2 separate regions of the Homo sapiens genome follow, and region 2 is linked to region 1. Evidence: read pairs that join two places in POLR2A ChIA-PET (ENCODE). Cell type or tissue: OCI-LY7. All regions are shown on one strand.

What was found. ChIA-PET counts read pairs that join two places held together with the same protein. Peaks named below come from ENCODE experiments on the same cell type or tissue, not always from the same donor. Only the 100,000 strongest peaks of a DNase experiment are listed, where the experiment ranks them.
Region 2: POLR2A ChIA-PET joins it to region 1 with 13 read pairs; 2 of 35 experiments call an interaction of 5 or more read pairs at or near these places.

The regions. Positions count from the first base shown.
Region 1 is chr13:40,990,158-40,998,157 of GRCh38, reverse strand. The region is part of intron 1 of ELF1 (E74 like ETS transcription factor 1); the gene reads left to right. It also overlaps the pseudogene RGS17P1. Among named protein-coding and RNA genes, the nearest start is that of ELF1, 25 kb to the left of the region's middle. RefSeq lists enhancers at 4,185-4,725, 4,872-4,951, 4,726-5,267. In OCI-LY7, CTCF peaks have their summits at 3,871, 4,869, 5,080 and 5,283; DNase peaks (open chromatin) are centred at 4,827 and 5,268; H3K4me3 peaks cover 5,870 bases; H3K27ac peaks cover 7,939 bases.
Region 2 is chr13:40,843,627-40,851,626 of GRCh38, reverse strand. It overlaps the pseudogene TPTE2P5. Among named protein-coding and RNA genes, the nearest start is that of MIR621, 37 kb to the right of the region's middle. In OCI-LY7, no CTCF peak of the experiment used is centred here; no DNase peak of the experiment used is centred here.

The DNA of each region.
Region 1 (8,000 bases):
GTTTTGTTTTTTTGAGACAGGGTCTCTCTGTCTTCCAGGCTGGAGTACAGTGATGCTATCTCAGCTAACTGCAACCTCCACCTTTTGGGCTGAAGTGATCCTCCCGCCTCAACCTCACGGGTAAGCTGAGACTGCAGGCTCCACCACACCCAGCGAATTTTTTTATTTTTGTAGAGATGAGGTTTCACCTTTTTGCCCAGGCTGGTCTCAAACTCCTGGCCTCAAGTGATCTGACCACCTCGGCCTCCCAAAGTGCTGGGATTATGTGCATGAGCCACTGCGCCTGGCCTGCTTCTTGTTTTTTGGGTTCATTTGAGTTTAGAAGCTTAGATGATTGCCAGACAGTTACAAAGATGATTGTAGGAAGAATCTCATTTTAAAGATCCTGACATGAAACATCAGAACTCTTTGATGATATCCAAGCTGACTTAGAATCGTTTTATGTAATTTAAAGAAGAAAAGAGGATATTGAGTGTGGTGGCTCACACCTGTAATCCCAGCACTTGGGAGGCCAAGGTGGGAGGAATGCTTGAGCCTGGGAATTTGAGACCAGCCTGGGCAACATATCAAGACTCCATCTCTTAAAAAAAAAGAAAAAAGATGGCCGGGTGCAGTGGCTCACACCTGTAATTCCAGCACTTTGGGAGGCCAAGGTGGGTGGATCACAAGGTAAGGAGTTTGAGACCAGCCTGGCCAATATTGTGAAACCCTGTCTGTACTAAAAATACAAAAATTAGCCTGGCGTGGTGGCGGGTGCCTGTAGTCCCAGCTACTCGGGAGGCAGAGGCAGAAGAATCGCTTGAACCTAGGAGGTGGAGGTTGCAGTGAGCCGAGATTGCACCACTGCACTCCAGCCTGGGCAACAGAGTGAGACTCCGTCTCAAAAGAAAAAAAAAGATTAAAATAATAAATGAAGAAGAAAAGAGGTAGACTGTGAAAACAGATCATTCAGGGTTTTTTTTCACTCACACAGGGAGCAGGAAGTTTTGTGCACAAGGAATCATAAAGTCTTTCAAATGTGTTGGTAACTTGGGAAAAGATGGAAATGTTTATTTCCCTGGAGATTATGTCCTTAAACCTGGTTGCACTGTGACTTGAAAGAGGATCCTAAAATGTCACAGGAACAAAAGGTTGTGATTGTCAGAGAGTAGTTGGAAAGGTCTGGATTCGGTGGCAGTGAGTACAGACAGAAGGCCTGGAAAGAGGTAGTATATATTGGGTTCTTGGTGAGATTAAGGCAGGGCTGACTTCGGCTTCTTCAATAGTGGGATGGGGAAGTTGGGGAACTATAAAATGCAGAACTGCTGGATTGTTGTTTTTGAGATGATAGTGAAGAGTATTAAGATTGTGTTGGAGCTATAGTTTAAAAAAAAAAAAGACTTTATTTTTTAGAGCCATTTTAGATTCACAGTAAAATTGAGAGGAAAGTACAGATTTCCCATATACCTCCTGCCCCTGCACATGCATAGCCTCCCCGTTATCAGCCTCTCGCTAATCACCTGCACCAGAGCGGTGCACTTGTTACAGTTGATGAACCTACACTGACACTTTGTCACTTGAAGTTCATAGTTTACATTAGGGTTCACTTATGGTGGTGTACATTTTATGGGTTTGGGCAAATGTCACTTAGTAATAAGCATTTAAGTTTCCACATGTCTTTTTGTGGCTTGATAGCTTATTTCTCTTTAGTGCTGAATAATATTTCATTATGTGGATGCACTACAGTTTATTCACCTACTGAAGGACATCTTCGTTGCTTACAAGTTTTGGCAATTATGAATAAAGCTGCTGTAAACATCCATGTGCAGGTTTTGTGTGGACATAAGTTTTTACTTCCTTTGGGTAAATACCAAGGAGCACAGCTCTATGGTGTAAGAGTATGTTTAGTTTTGTAAGAAACTGCCAAACTGTCTTCCAAAGTGTACCATTTTGCATTCCTACCAGCAGTGAATGAGAATTCCTATTGTTCCACATCCTTGCCTGCTTTTGGTGTTGTCAGTGTTCTGGATTTTGGCCATTCTAATAGGTTTGTAGTGACACCTCATTGTCATTTTAGTTTGCATTTCCCCAGTGACATATGGTGTGGGGCTTCTTTTCATATGCTAATCTGTATATCTTCTTTGCTGAGGTGTCTGTTAAGGTCTTTGGCCCATTTTAAAATCAGGCTATTTTCTCTGAGTTTTGAGAGGTCCTTGCATATTTTAGATAACAGTCCTTTAATCTGTGGTTTGTCTTTTCATTCTCTTGACATTGTCTTTCACAGAGCAAAATTTTTAATTTTAATGAAGTCCAGCTTATCAATTCTTCCTTTGATAAATCCTGCATTTGGTATCTATAAAAAGTCATCACCAAACCCACATGCATCTAGATTTTTCTCCTATGCTATGTTCTAGGAGTTTTATTGTTTCCTATTTTCCATTTAGGTTTGCGATCCATTTTGAGTTAATATCTGGGAAGGGTATAAGGTCTGTGTCTAGATTCTTTTTTTTTTTTTTAATGTGGATATCCAGTTTTTCTACCACTGTTGGTTGAAAAAACTCTTTTCTTTATTGTATTGCCTTTGTCCTTGACAAAGATGGTTGACTATATTTATGTGGTGCCATTAACCGTGCTCTCTATTCTGTTCCATTGATCTATTTTGTTCTTTCACCAGTACCTCACTGTCTTGATTACTATAGGTTATAGGTGTATTTTTAAGCTCAATCCATAGAATATTTCCGTTCACTTCTCCAGTCTAGGTATTCAGACATCCTGTCTTACAAATCTGACTACCATTTCCTCACACCTTCCACATCATGAGGAGCTATTTTAGCCTTGTTAATACATTTGGAGTTTTGCCTGTAGGTGATGGAAGCCATTAATTGTCAGAGAAGTAAGTTGATCATATTTTCACTTTTGGTAAATGACTCCTACTCCAGGCTTAAGAGCCACTGGAGTGGGGCTAGAATAGAGGTAGTAAGGGCCGATCAAATAAATATATGAAAGAGCATTTCACCTAATAATGAGCATGAAGTGATTTAGATGACCTTTAAATCTTGCTTTCAGTTGTTGGTGTGCCTCCGTGTAAGAGTGAAACTTCTTATAACAGAATACAGTTTCTACCAGAAGAGAGTTATGCTGTGTGGGAATTGGAGGTGGGGGAGGCGTGTCATGTAGCAAAATCTCCTGGGGAACTTTGAAACAACATATCCCTGGCTTTTCACCCCCAATCAGTGCCAGCATGAAACAGTTACTAATGGGAATCTGCTGTATTCTCAGATGGGGGAACCATTGCACTAGGGCATGTCTTTTCTAAGAAAATGGAAGTATTAACTGGGAGAATAAAGGGTCACAGAAATGAAACAGTTTACTTGCAAGTTAAATCTTGTTTGTTGGAGAGAGAAATTTTTTTAACTGCCTGAACAGGTTTTGCTGATAAAGACGTTTTAGCATGTTTATGTTTTCTTTTTAATGAACAGAATTAAAACAGTATCTCATAACTGTTAGATATTTCGCTTGTTTATTTCTTTCTTTTTGAGACTGAGTCTTGCTCTGTTGCCCAGGCTGGAGGGCAGTGGTGCGATCTCAGCTTACTGCAATTTCCACCTCCTGGGTTCAAGTGATTCTCGTGCCTCGGCCTCCAAGTACCTGGGATTACAGGCACCCCCCCACCATGCCTAGGTAATTTTTGTATTTTTAGTAGAGACGAGGTTTCACCATGTAGGCCAGGCTGGTCTTGAACTCCTGACCTCAAGTGATCTGCCCTCTTGGGCTTCCCAGAGTCCTGGGATTACAGGCATGAGCCACTGCACCTGGCTGATATTTCTCTTTTGATTTTGAATTCTCTTTGTTTTCAGAACATGCTCAAAAAAAGAGTTAAACTTGAGACCACAGGTATGGACAGGTCTAGGTATTCAGTCTGTTTGGCTGTTCTGCAGGGTGCTATAAATGCTACCCTGGTATCAGTGTATTCTGATACCAGGTTAGTCCAAGTGGCCAATGATGGGAAGTGAAGAACTATGTGAAAGAACTGGAATTTCAGGTTTGGGTAGTGAGTAATTGTGGCCCTGCCTTCAGAGTCCTGGAACTTTTCACCTGGTTGTCAGCAAAAAGGCAAACACATAGAAAAGTCAGTCTGTTTAGTTTGATCATATTGATTTTTTTTTTTTATTATTAGCATGGTTGAAGCTAAGGTGACCTTGATCAAGTTGCCAAAACCTGTTTCAGGTTTGCTTAAGTCACCAGAAGTTTGATTGAGACATCCTATACAAAAAAAAAATCGATTTGTGCTTTATTTACATAAAAATAAAACTATACTTTTGATAACGTCCTGGGCACTTCCCTCTGCTTACTCCCCCTCAATTAAAAAATGCCTAATTTAAATTAAAGAACCCGGCCAGGTGCAGTGTTTCATGCCTATAATCCCAGCACTTTGGGAGGCCTAGACGGGAGGATTGCTTGAGCTCAGAAGTTTGAGATCAGCCTCAACAAGATGATGAGACCCCTTCTCTACAAAAGAAATTATAAAAAATTAGTCAGGTGTGGTAGTACACACCTATAGCCCCAGCTACTCAGGAGGCTGAAGCGGGAGGATCACTTGAGGCCAGGAGTTTGAGGCCATAGTGAGCAAGGATCATGCCACTGCCCTCCAGCCTGGGCAACAACGAGACCCTGTCTCTAAAAAATAAATAAAAACTAGTTCCTCGCCCGCTGGGTGCTTAAGTTGGGCGGATAGTAGCAAACGGGCTCCGCTAGAGGACAGAGCCGCCCAGCCCCGCTCCCCCCAGACCCATCGGTGCACTGCCCACACCTGCAGGCAACTGGCTAATTGGGTCTTGTAGCTGAAATGTGAAAAAGGCAGCAGTCCCAAAATGAAGGAACACCTGCTGTGTCTCAAGCGCCTGGAAACCAGAGGCCCAACAACATCTGTTGCTTTTGTTGGTGCTGTTGTTGCAGCTGCTCCTGCCTCACTGTTAGGAATGAAGAAAGGGGAAAATGCAGGAAGAACCACACACACTACAAAAATGGAGAGTATCCAGGTCCTAGAGGAATGCCAAAACCCCACTGCAGAGGAAGTCTTGCCCTGGTCTCAAAATTTTGACAAGATGATGAAGGCCCCAGCAGGAAGAAACCTTTTCAGAGAGTTCCTCTGAACAGAATACAACAAAGAGAACCTACTTTTCTGGATTGCCTGTGAAGACTTAAAGAAAGAACAGAACAAAAAAGTAATCAAAGAAAAGAGAAAAGGCTAGAATGATATATGAAGATTACATTTCTGTACTATCACCAAAAGAGGTCAGTCTTGATTCTCGAGCTAGAGAATTCTTGAGTTAGAGAGGTGATCAACAGAAATTTGTTGGCTCCTAATCCTCACATGTATAGTTCTCTCCAGCCCCAAGTAACATCTTTTCAGATGAATTCCAGGGGATGTTCAAGACTTTGACTCTAATGAAAACACTACAAAAGGAAAATGTTGCCCTAACTGATAGAAGGTCCCAGTTTGGGAATTGATTTTATTCCTATGATAAAAGCTCTAAGATGAGTAGGGAAAAGGAACACTATCAAGCATTGATGACAATAACCAAATGTAATATTTTTAAATATGTCATATGTGCAATGTGAAATTCATTCTTCCTTCATTATTTCTCATATTAAATCTCATTTCAGAAATTTTAGAATTTTAAAACTGTTGACTTATACCTAACTGCTATCACTGCATAACAGCTTTTAAACAGTTAGAAATAAACATTTTAGAATAATAAACAGATTGTGTTTCTATCCTAAGCTTGGATACATTTCCTTTCTAAAGATCTAGCTCTTATTGCTGTATTAAAAGAATGCCACATACAATGCTTACTAATGGAAATGTGTGTTCACAGATGCACTTAGGGAGCGTAGTGTAAAAACATCAGGAACTTAAAATTACAAATTTGATTTCAAGTTACATTTCTGTCTCATGCGACTTTGGGCAAATCGTTTATCTTCTCTGAGTTCATTTTCTCATCTGCAAATGACAAATAAAATAATTATCAGGATGGCTATGAGCATTAAATAAACGTGGAAAGAATAAAATGTGACATTATTTTATCAGAGTTCTTCAACACAATAATTGTTATTTTATGCTTGTATTAAATGTCATTTTAATGCACTTTCCCCTATTTTTTTCCAAAACATACAATAAACATCTGATTTAGCTATTCATCAGAACATACAATCATATTTTAAGATGGAACACTATATCAATGTTATTGCTTTGCTCAATAATGTGATCCCAAATCACTACTTGCAGTTCACCATCACCTCAAATCTATAGAAATGTTTCTTTCAATGACATACATAGATAGATAGATATACAATTGTAGGTTAAAATTAAAGTTTAAATAAGAGAAGTCATTTGAAAATTTTATTTCCAAAGGAAATAAAACAACATTCCCAAGGACAGAAATAATATCAAGTTATTTGCTAAATATATAAATGAGTTATAGGCCTAAGACTAAGATATAAGAGATTGACAATTAGAAAACACTTTTCAATATTAAGGTAGTATGATTTTCTTTAACAATTTTACAATGAAAATAAAAACTTAATAAAAGGTGGTAACGGGCCAGGCATGGTGGCTCACACCTGTAACCCCAGCACTTTGGGAGACTAAGGCGAGAGAATCACTTGAGCCCAGGAGTTCCAGATCTGTCTTTGCAACAAAGTGAGACCCTGACTCTAAGAAAAAATAAAAATGTTTACAATAAAAGTAAAATTTAAAATAGTAATGTGTCCATGAAAACTTTAATTTTAGAGTAGTTTTATATTTACAGAAAAACTGTAAATAGAAAGGTCCCTTACAGACCTATGGGACATCTGTCAAAATTAATAAACCAGTATTGGTCATTAAGTTCATACTTTATTCAGATTTCCTTAGTTTTTAACCTGATGTCCCTTTCCTGTCCCAGGATCCCACCACATTACATTTAGTTGTCATGTTTCCTTAGGCTTCTCTTAGTTGTGACAGTTCTGAAAGCTTCCTTGTTTTTGATGACAGTTTTGAGAAATAAACTGGTATTTCGTGGAATGTCCCTCTGTGGAGATTTGTCTGATGTTTTCCTCATGACTAGACATGGGTTTTTGGTTTTTGGAAGAACACAAAGGTAAAGTGCCATGCTTATCACATGATATCAAAGGTATATGCCATCATCAGGACTCTTCTTAGTTGTGACAGTCTCTCAAACTTTAGGCTTCTCTTAGCTGTTGATGTTAACCTTGATCACTTAGCTGAGTTAGCATCTATTATGTTTCTCCACTGTAAAGTAACACATTTTTTTTTTTTTTTTTTTGAGACAGAGTCTCGCTCTGTCACCAGGCTGGAGTGCAGTGGTGCGATCTCAGCTCACTGCACCCTCCGTCTCCCGGGTTCAAGCAATTCTGCCCCAGCCTCCCGAGTAGCTGGGACTACAGGCACACACCACCAAGCCCGGCTAATTTTTGTATTTTTAGTAGAGACGGGATTTCACTATGTTGCCCAGGCTGGTCTTGAACTCCTGAGCTCAGGCATTCCACCTACCTCAGCCTCCAAAGTGCTGGGATTACAGGTGTGAGCCACTGCACCTGGCCAAAGTAATATATTTTTAAAGAGATTATATTGAAGGTAAAATTTCTGGACATTTACACTGAGCTAAACAAATTCTGAGCAGATTCTTCAACCCTGATATTAGGTTCCATTAAGTGATTACTAATACATGCTATAAAGAAAATACAGTAAAGTAGAAAAATAAAAGTCCAAAAGTCTTATCCTGAATATTCACCTAATAGAGGCGAAAGTGAATTTTTCCCTTGAACTATCTGGGTAAATAATTACAATAATCCTCCATATACTTTCAATATTAAATATCTTAGTCTTACTCATTGTCATAAGAGGTAACTTAAACTGGTAGTTTTGCTTAGTGCATTTCTATATTGCCCTCCACTAGTCAATGAACACTGAATATTGAAATAATGTAAAAGACCTGATGTATTTCCTACCAGCTTTA
Region 2 (8,000 bases), 150 kb after region 1:
ATGATAGTAAAAATATTTTATATTGATTTATAGGAGTTCTTCAAAGAATCTCACCGCCAATTTTTCTTAGTATTATAAGTATATTCTCCCAATGTGTTGCCTTTTAAATTTGATTGTGATTTATTTTGTTGTGCAAAAGTTTGTAAATTTTTGTTTTGTTTTGAGACATGGTCTCGCTCTGTCACCCAGGCTGGAGTGCAGTGGCACAATCTCAGCTCATTGCAGCTTTAACCTTCTGGGACTCAAGTGATCCTCCCACCTCGGGCCCTCTGCGTAGGTAGGACTACATGCAAGCACCACCATGCCTGGCTAATTTTTGTATTTTTTGTAGAGACAGGGTCTTGCTGTGTTGCCCAGACTGGTCTTGAACTCCTGGACTCAAATGATCCACCCACCTCAGCTTCTCAAAGTGCTGGGATTACAGGCATGAGCCATTGTGCTCAGAGAGAAGTTTGTAATTTTGAATGTAGTAAAATGTGTTCATCTATGTATGTGTATGTATTTCATGCCTTTCTATCATGTTTAAGAAATTCACCCCTATACTGATTTAGTAAAGATATTCCACATTTCTTCAAAAATATTCAAGTTTCATTTTTAATATTTGAGTCTTTAATCTAATTGGAAGTTGGGGGAAGTTTTTTTTTCATATGGATAGCCAATTGTGCTAACACCATCAATTGCATGCTATTTGGTTCTCCATTAATTTGTAATCCCTCTCAGTCACATACCAAGTTTCTGTAAGTATTCAAAACTGTTTCTAAGTTCTCTATACCACTTTTGTAATTATTGTGGCCTTATAATATAGTTTGATAAAGGCAGAATTGTCTTGCTCTTCTTGGAACTTTATTATTACATTCAATTTTAAAATCATTTTTTCAAGTGCCATAATAAAACACATTTAGGATTTTTATTGGAACTACATTGAATTTATAGATTAACTTGAGAGAACTGACAACTTTGCAATATTGAGTTGTACATGTGAATCATCTTGTTCATTCTTTAATAATATTTTATACTTTTCTTCATCATGTGTTTGCACATCTTTTCAAAAATTCATTCCTACACAAACTGTGACTGCAAATGGAATCTCTTTTTTTCTATTACATTTGGGTTGTTTCCAATTTTTACTGTGATAAATAATGCTGATTTTTTTTTTTTTTTTGAGATAAAGTCTCACTCTGTCACACAGGCTGGAGTGCAGTGGCACGATCTCAGTTCATTGCAACCTCTGCCTCCTGGGTTCAAGCAATTCTCGTGCCTGAGCCTCCCAAGTAGCTGGGATTACAGGCGCCCACCAACACACCCAGCTAGTTTTTGTATTTTTAATAGAGATGGGGTTTCATCATGTTGGCCAGGCTGGTCTTGAACTCCTGACCTCAAGTGATCTGTCTGCCTCGGCCTCCCAAACTGCTGGGATTACAGGTATGAGCCACTGCACCCAGCCCAATAATGCTGCTTTTAAAAATACACGTTTCTTGTTGCACATGTGGCCATATTTTTGTTGAGTATGTACCTTGGACTAAAATTGTTCTGTCTTAGGGTAATGAGTCTTGAACTTTACTTGATAATGTTACCTGTTTTCTAAAACAGTTGTACCAATTTTTACTCCACTTGTACACTCCAGGCGTTCTATATCTTCCCCAATACTTGCAATTCTGAGTATTTTTATTTTTAGCCATTGGGTGTTTGTGTGATGGCATTTTATGGTGGTGATCATTTGCATTTCTATAATTACTAATAAGATTGAGGATGTTTTCTTAAGATTATTAAGTATTTGGATATCCTTTTTTGCAAAGTAACTTTTTAATTTTCTTACCCATTTTTCTCCTGGATTATTCGTCTTTTTTCTCTTGATTTGTAGGAGTTCTTTATGTATTCTGATTTCAATTTCTGTTATTGGCCATATATGTATTTCAAGAAAGCTTTTCTGCTCTATAATTTGCCTTTTTTCTCTCTTAGGAGTATCTTTTGGTTAACAGAAGTTCTTAGTTGTATTACCATCATGTGTATCATGCTTTCCCTTTATAAAGTTTGTGTTTTTGTGTCCTGATTCAGAAAATTTTCCTTGAGTTTAAAGGATATTTTACTACTATATTTTCTTCTAGAAGGTTCATTCCTGTTAAAATTGGTTTATGTGTGTGGTGTGAGGAAGGCGTCAGGTTTAATCTTTTTCCATATATGGCTATCCAATTATTCCAGCACACTAGTTGAGAATATTTTCATTTCTTTACTACCCTGCAGAACATGAATCTGTTTCTAACCTTTCTATTCTGTGCATTGATTTTTCATCTGTGTGCCAATAGCACAACTATCTTACTGTGGCTTTCTAACAAGTCCTCATTTCCAGTCATGTGAGCACAATCATCTTTTTCTTCACAGTTGTTAGGGTATTTTAGGCCATCTACATTTCCATATAAATTTGGGAATCAACTAGTCAAGTTACACACAACTGATAGAAATTTGTTTGGGATTGCGTTGAATTTATAGATTGGGGAGAATTGAATCTTCACAATATTGACTCATCCAACCCATGAACAGAAGTATTCTCTCATTTAGTTAGGTCCTCTTCAATTTCTCTTTACAATGCTTTCTCATTTTCTGTATAGAAAGCTTGCATATTTTTGGTGATATTTATTCCTAGATATTTGATATTTTGTGGTTATTTAAATTATATACTTTTAAAATGTTTATTATCTAAATGTTTTTTTGTTGTTTTAAATGCAGTTCACTTTATTTATTAATCTTGCAATTAGCAACTTTACTAAACTCACTCTTTTTTTTTGAGGCAGGGTCTCATTCTGTCACCCAGGCTGGAGTGCAGTGGCATGATCATGGCTCACTGCAGCCTCAACCTCCCTGGGCTCAGGCGATCCTCCCATATCAGCCTCTCAAGTAACTAAGACTGCAGGCAGGTGCCATCATGCCCAGCTAATTTCTTGACCTTTTTGTAGAGACGGGGTTTTGCCCTGTTGCCCAGGTTGGTCTCAAAACTCCTGGGCTCAAGTGATCTGCCAGCCTCAGCCTCCACCTCCCAAAGTGCTAGGACTACAGGCCTGAGCCACCGTGCCTACCCTAAACTCACTTATTAGTTCTATGAATTTATCAATAGATTATTTTGGATTTTATGTTACATGATTATATCATATAAAAATAACAAATTGTATTTTCTCCATTTCAGTCATTTCTCTCCTTTAGCAGTGGCTAGAACATTCAGTACAGTGTAGAATTAGAAGTGGCAATAGCAACCATCAACGTACAGTTCCATTCTCAAAGGAAAAGCTTTCCATGTCTCTCCAATTGCTTTACGAGTGTGTGTGTGTGTGTGTGTGTGTGTGTGTGTGTGTTACCTACCATTTATCAGATTAAGAAATTCCTCGGCTGGGCGCCATGGCTTAGACCTGTAATCCCAGCACTTTGGGAGGCCCAGGGGTGCAGATCACTTGAGGCTAGGAGGTCAAGATCAGCCTGGGCAACATGGTGAAACCCCGTCTCTACTAAAAATACAAAAATTTGCCGGGTGTGGTGACACATGCCTGTAATCCCAACTACTCCAGCTGAGGCACGAGAATCGCTTGAACCCAGGAGGCAGAGGTCGCAGTGAGCCAAGATTGCACTGCTGTTCTCCAGCCTGGATGACAGAGTGAGACTGTCTCAAAAAACAAAACAAAAAAAAAAAAAAAAGGAAGAAAGAAAAAAGAAAATCATTTAGTTTGCTAAGAGTTTTTTTTTTTTCAATCATGAATGTGTTGAATTTTTTCAGATTTTTCTGAATCTTTGAGATGATAATTTTTCTCCTTTATCCTATAAATAAATGTGGTTAATTACATTGATTGATTAAGTGGTAAACCAACTTATTTCTGGAACAAATGTAATTCAGTTGTACTATATTATTTTATGAAATAATTATTAAATTATTTTATTATTAAATTGCGGGATTCTGTTTGTTAATATTTAGGATTTTCAAATTCATGTCATCAGGGCAATTGGTTATAATTTTCCTTTCTCATAGTTTTTTCAAATCTTGGCTTTGTAAAATGAGTTAGATTTCATTTTCTCTTTTTTTATTCTCTGGGTGAATTTATGCATGTTGATTTTTTTTCTTCTTAAGTGTAAAGTGAAATTCACCGGTGAAGCCACATTGGCCTAGAGTTTTCTCTGGAGAGAAGTTTTTAAATTATGACTCAATTCCATATATAGAATTTTTTATAATTTTATTTCTTTTGCCCATTTTGGTAGGTTATAGTTTTCCCAGTGATTTTCCATTTAATCTAACTTTCCAAATGTCCTGACATCAAATTGTTCACCATATCATTTAAACATTTTGATGTCTACAGAGGTGTTCCCTTTTTTATTTCTTACATTGCTTACTTGGTACCTTCTCCCCTTTTTTCTTTTGATTAGTCTCACCAGGGATTTATCAATTTTACTAGTTTTTCAAAAGTAACAAATTTTGGGCCTTATTGGTGTTCTCTATTTTTTATTTCATCAATTATTATTATATTTAGTGTTTTCTTCTGTACTCCTTGGGTTAATTTGTTCTTTTCCTGACTTCTTGAGATGGGTAATTCTTAGAGTGTTGGCCGTTCTCTTTTCTATTTAGCATTTAAGGCTATAAATTTTCCTCTAAGAATTGCTTTAGCTTCATCCCATAAATTTTTATTTGTAGTGTTTTCATTTTACTTAGTTCAAACTATTTTCCAACTTTGACTATGCTTGTTTTTTTTTTTGACCCATGAGTTATGTACAAGTATACTTCCTTATTTCCAAACATATGAGAATTTTGTATTGATCTTTAAGTTTTTGATTTCTGGTTATGCTGTATTGTGGACACAGAACATATGTATTTTTTTCACTTCTTTGAAATTTGTTTAGACTTGCTTTTTGGCCCAGAATTTGGTCGATGTTTGGTCAAATTTTTTCTGTACATTTGTAAAGAACATGTATTATGCATTGTTGAGAACAGTGTTCTATGTATATCTATTTGTTAATTATTTTATTTAACTCTTCTATATTCTTACTGACTTTCATTTTGGTTTGATTGAATTTTAATAATATAATTCTTTCCTTCTCACCTTCTGTCATTACCTTGAAAGTCATGTACTCCTTTTCTATGTTTTTAGCGATTACTGTAAAGATTTCAACTTGCCTCCTTGATTTAGCTATTAATTTTTGTTTATGTTGAGCCTGCATCTAGAAATCTTCCTAAACTCTCTCATTAGACTAAGGAGTTATTCTACAGATTTACTTACTACACTGACTACACTGGTTAGGCTCTGCAGTATATTGTTAAATGGAAGCAATGAACCGAAGGCATTTTTGTTTAATTCCAGGCTTTAAAGAAAATGCTATCAATATTACATCATTAATATGATGTTCCTGGTAGGTATTTTGCTAGATTTTCTTTGTTGAGTTAAGGAAGTTTCCTAGTTTTTGTTAATTTTTAAAGTCACAGGTGTAGGCTGAATTTTAGTGAATGCTTTTTCCTGCATTAATTGAGATAATTGTAAGGTATGTCTTCTTTAATCTATGAATATGATAAATTATATTAGTATAGATTTCTGATATAGGATGATTCTCATATTCTTTATTTACTTGTTTTTTTAATGGGCAGAAGACATCTTTTTCTTTTTGAGCTTAGTTTTTTTGGTATAATTTAACTTTTATTTTAGACTTGGAAGTACATATGCAGGTTTATTACCTGGATATATTGTGTGATGCTGAGGTTTGGGGTATGATTGATTGCATCACCCAGGTACTGAGCTTAGGACCCAATAGTTGGTTTTTCAGCCTGTGCCCTTTTCTGCTGTGCCCCCTCTAGAATTCCCCAGTGTCCATTATTGCCACCTTGATGTCCATGAGCACCTATTGTTTAGCTTTCACTTATGAGTGAGAACAAATGGTATTTGGTTTTTTGTTCCTGCATTAATTTGCTTAGGATAATGACTTCCAGCTGCATACATGATGCTGCATAGGGCATAATTTTGTTTTTGTTTTTTTTTTGAGACAGAGTTTCACTCTTGTTGCCCAGGCTGGAGTGCAATGGTGTGATCTTGGCTCACTGCAACCTCTGCCTCCCAAGTTCAAGAGATTCTCCTGCCTAAGCCTCCCGAGTAGCTGTGATTACAGGCACCTGCCACCACATCCGGCTAATTTTTGTATTTTTAGTAGGGACGGGGTTTTGCCATGTTGGCCAGACTGGTTTCAAACTCCTGACCTCAGGTGATCCACCCGCCTCGGCCTCCCAAAGTGCTGGGATTACAGGTGTGAGCCACTGCGCCCGGGCATGATTTTATTTTATTTTTTATGAATATGTAGTATTCCATGGTGTATATGTACCACTGCGCCCAGGCATGATTTTATTTTATTTTTTATGAAAATGTAGTATTCCATGGTGTATATGTACCACTGCACCCAGCCATGATTTTATTTTTTTTATGAATGTGTAGTATTCCATGGTGTATATGTATCACATTTTATTTATCCAGTCCACCATTGATGGGCACCTAGGTTGATTCTATGTCTTTCCTATTGTCAGTGTTGCTGAGAAGCGCATATCAGTGCATGTCTTTTTGGTAGCATTTATTTTCCTTTGGATGTATGCCCAGTAATGGGATTGCAATGTCAAATGGTAGTTCTATGTTCTCATATGTTTGTTGGCCACTCATATGTCTTCTTTTGAGAGGTGTATGTTTATATCTTTTGCCCATTTTTAATGGGGCTTTTTGGTTTTTGCCTAAATAATTGTTTGAGTTTCTTACAGATTCTGAATATAAAACCTTTGTCAGATGCATAGTGTGCAAATATTTTCTGCCATTCTATAGGTTGTCTGTTTACTCTGTTGATAGTTTCTTTGCTGTGCAGAAGCTCTATAGTTTAATTAGCTTCCACTTGTCAGTTTTTGTTGCAATTGCTTTTGAAAACTTAGTCATAAATTCTTCTCCAAGGCCAATATCCAGAATGTTGTTTTCTAGGTTTTCTCCTGGTATTCTTATAATTTGAGGTCTTACAATTAAGTCTTTAATCTATCTTGAGTTAATTTTTGTATATGGTGAAAGGCATAGGTACAGATCATTCTTTTGCATATGGCTAGCCCACTATCCTAGCTAGCCATTCTTTTGCATATGGCTAGCCCACTATCCATTTATTAAATAGGAAGTCATTTCCCTATTGCTTATTTTTGTTGACTTTGTCAAAGATCAGATGGCTTTCTGTGTTTGGCTTTATTTCTGTGTTTGGCTTTATTTCTGAGTTCTTCTTCTGTTCCTTTGGTCTATTTGTCTTTTTTTTTTCCCCCAGTATGACACTATTTTGGTTACTGTGGCCTTATGGTATAGTTTGAAGTTGGGTAATGTGATGCTTTTAGCTTTGTTCTTTTTGTTTAGGATTGCTTTGGCTATTCAGGCTCTTTTTTGGTTCCACATGAATTTTGGAATAGTTTTTTCTAGTTCTGTAAAAAAAATGATATTAGTAGCTTGACTGGAAAAATGTTGATCCTATAGATTGCTTCAGTAGCATGGCCATTTTAATGATATTGATTCTTCCAGTCCATTAGCATGGAATGTTTTTCCATTTGTTTGTGTCATCTATGATTTCTTTCAGCAGTGTTTTGTAGTTCTCCTTGTAGAGATCTTTCACCTCCTTGGTTAGCTGTATAACTAGGTATTGTATTTTTTGTGGCTGTTGTAAAGGGGATTATGTTCTTGATTTGGCTGTCAGCTTGGACATTATTGGTGTATAGAAATGCTACTGATTTTTGTACATTGATTTTGTATCCTAAAACTTTACTGAAGTCATTTATCAGTTCCAAGTGCCTTTTGGTGGAGTTCTTTGGATTGTGTAGATATAGAATCATACAGTTGATGAAGAGAGATAGTCTGACTTTTTCTTTTCCTATTTGGATGCCTTTTTTTTCTTTCTTTTGCCTGATTGCTCTGGCAAAAGACTTTAACTACTATGTTAAATAGGAGTGGTGGGACTAGGCATTCTTGTCTTCTTCCAGT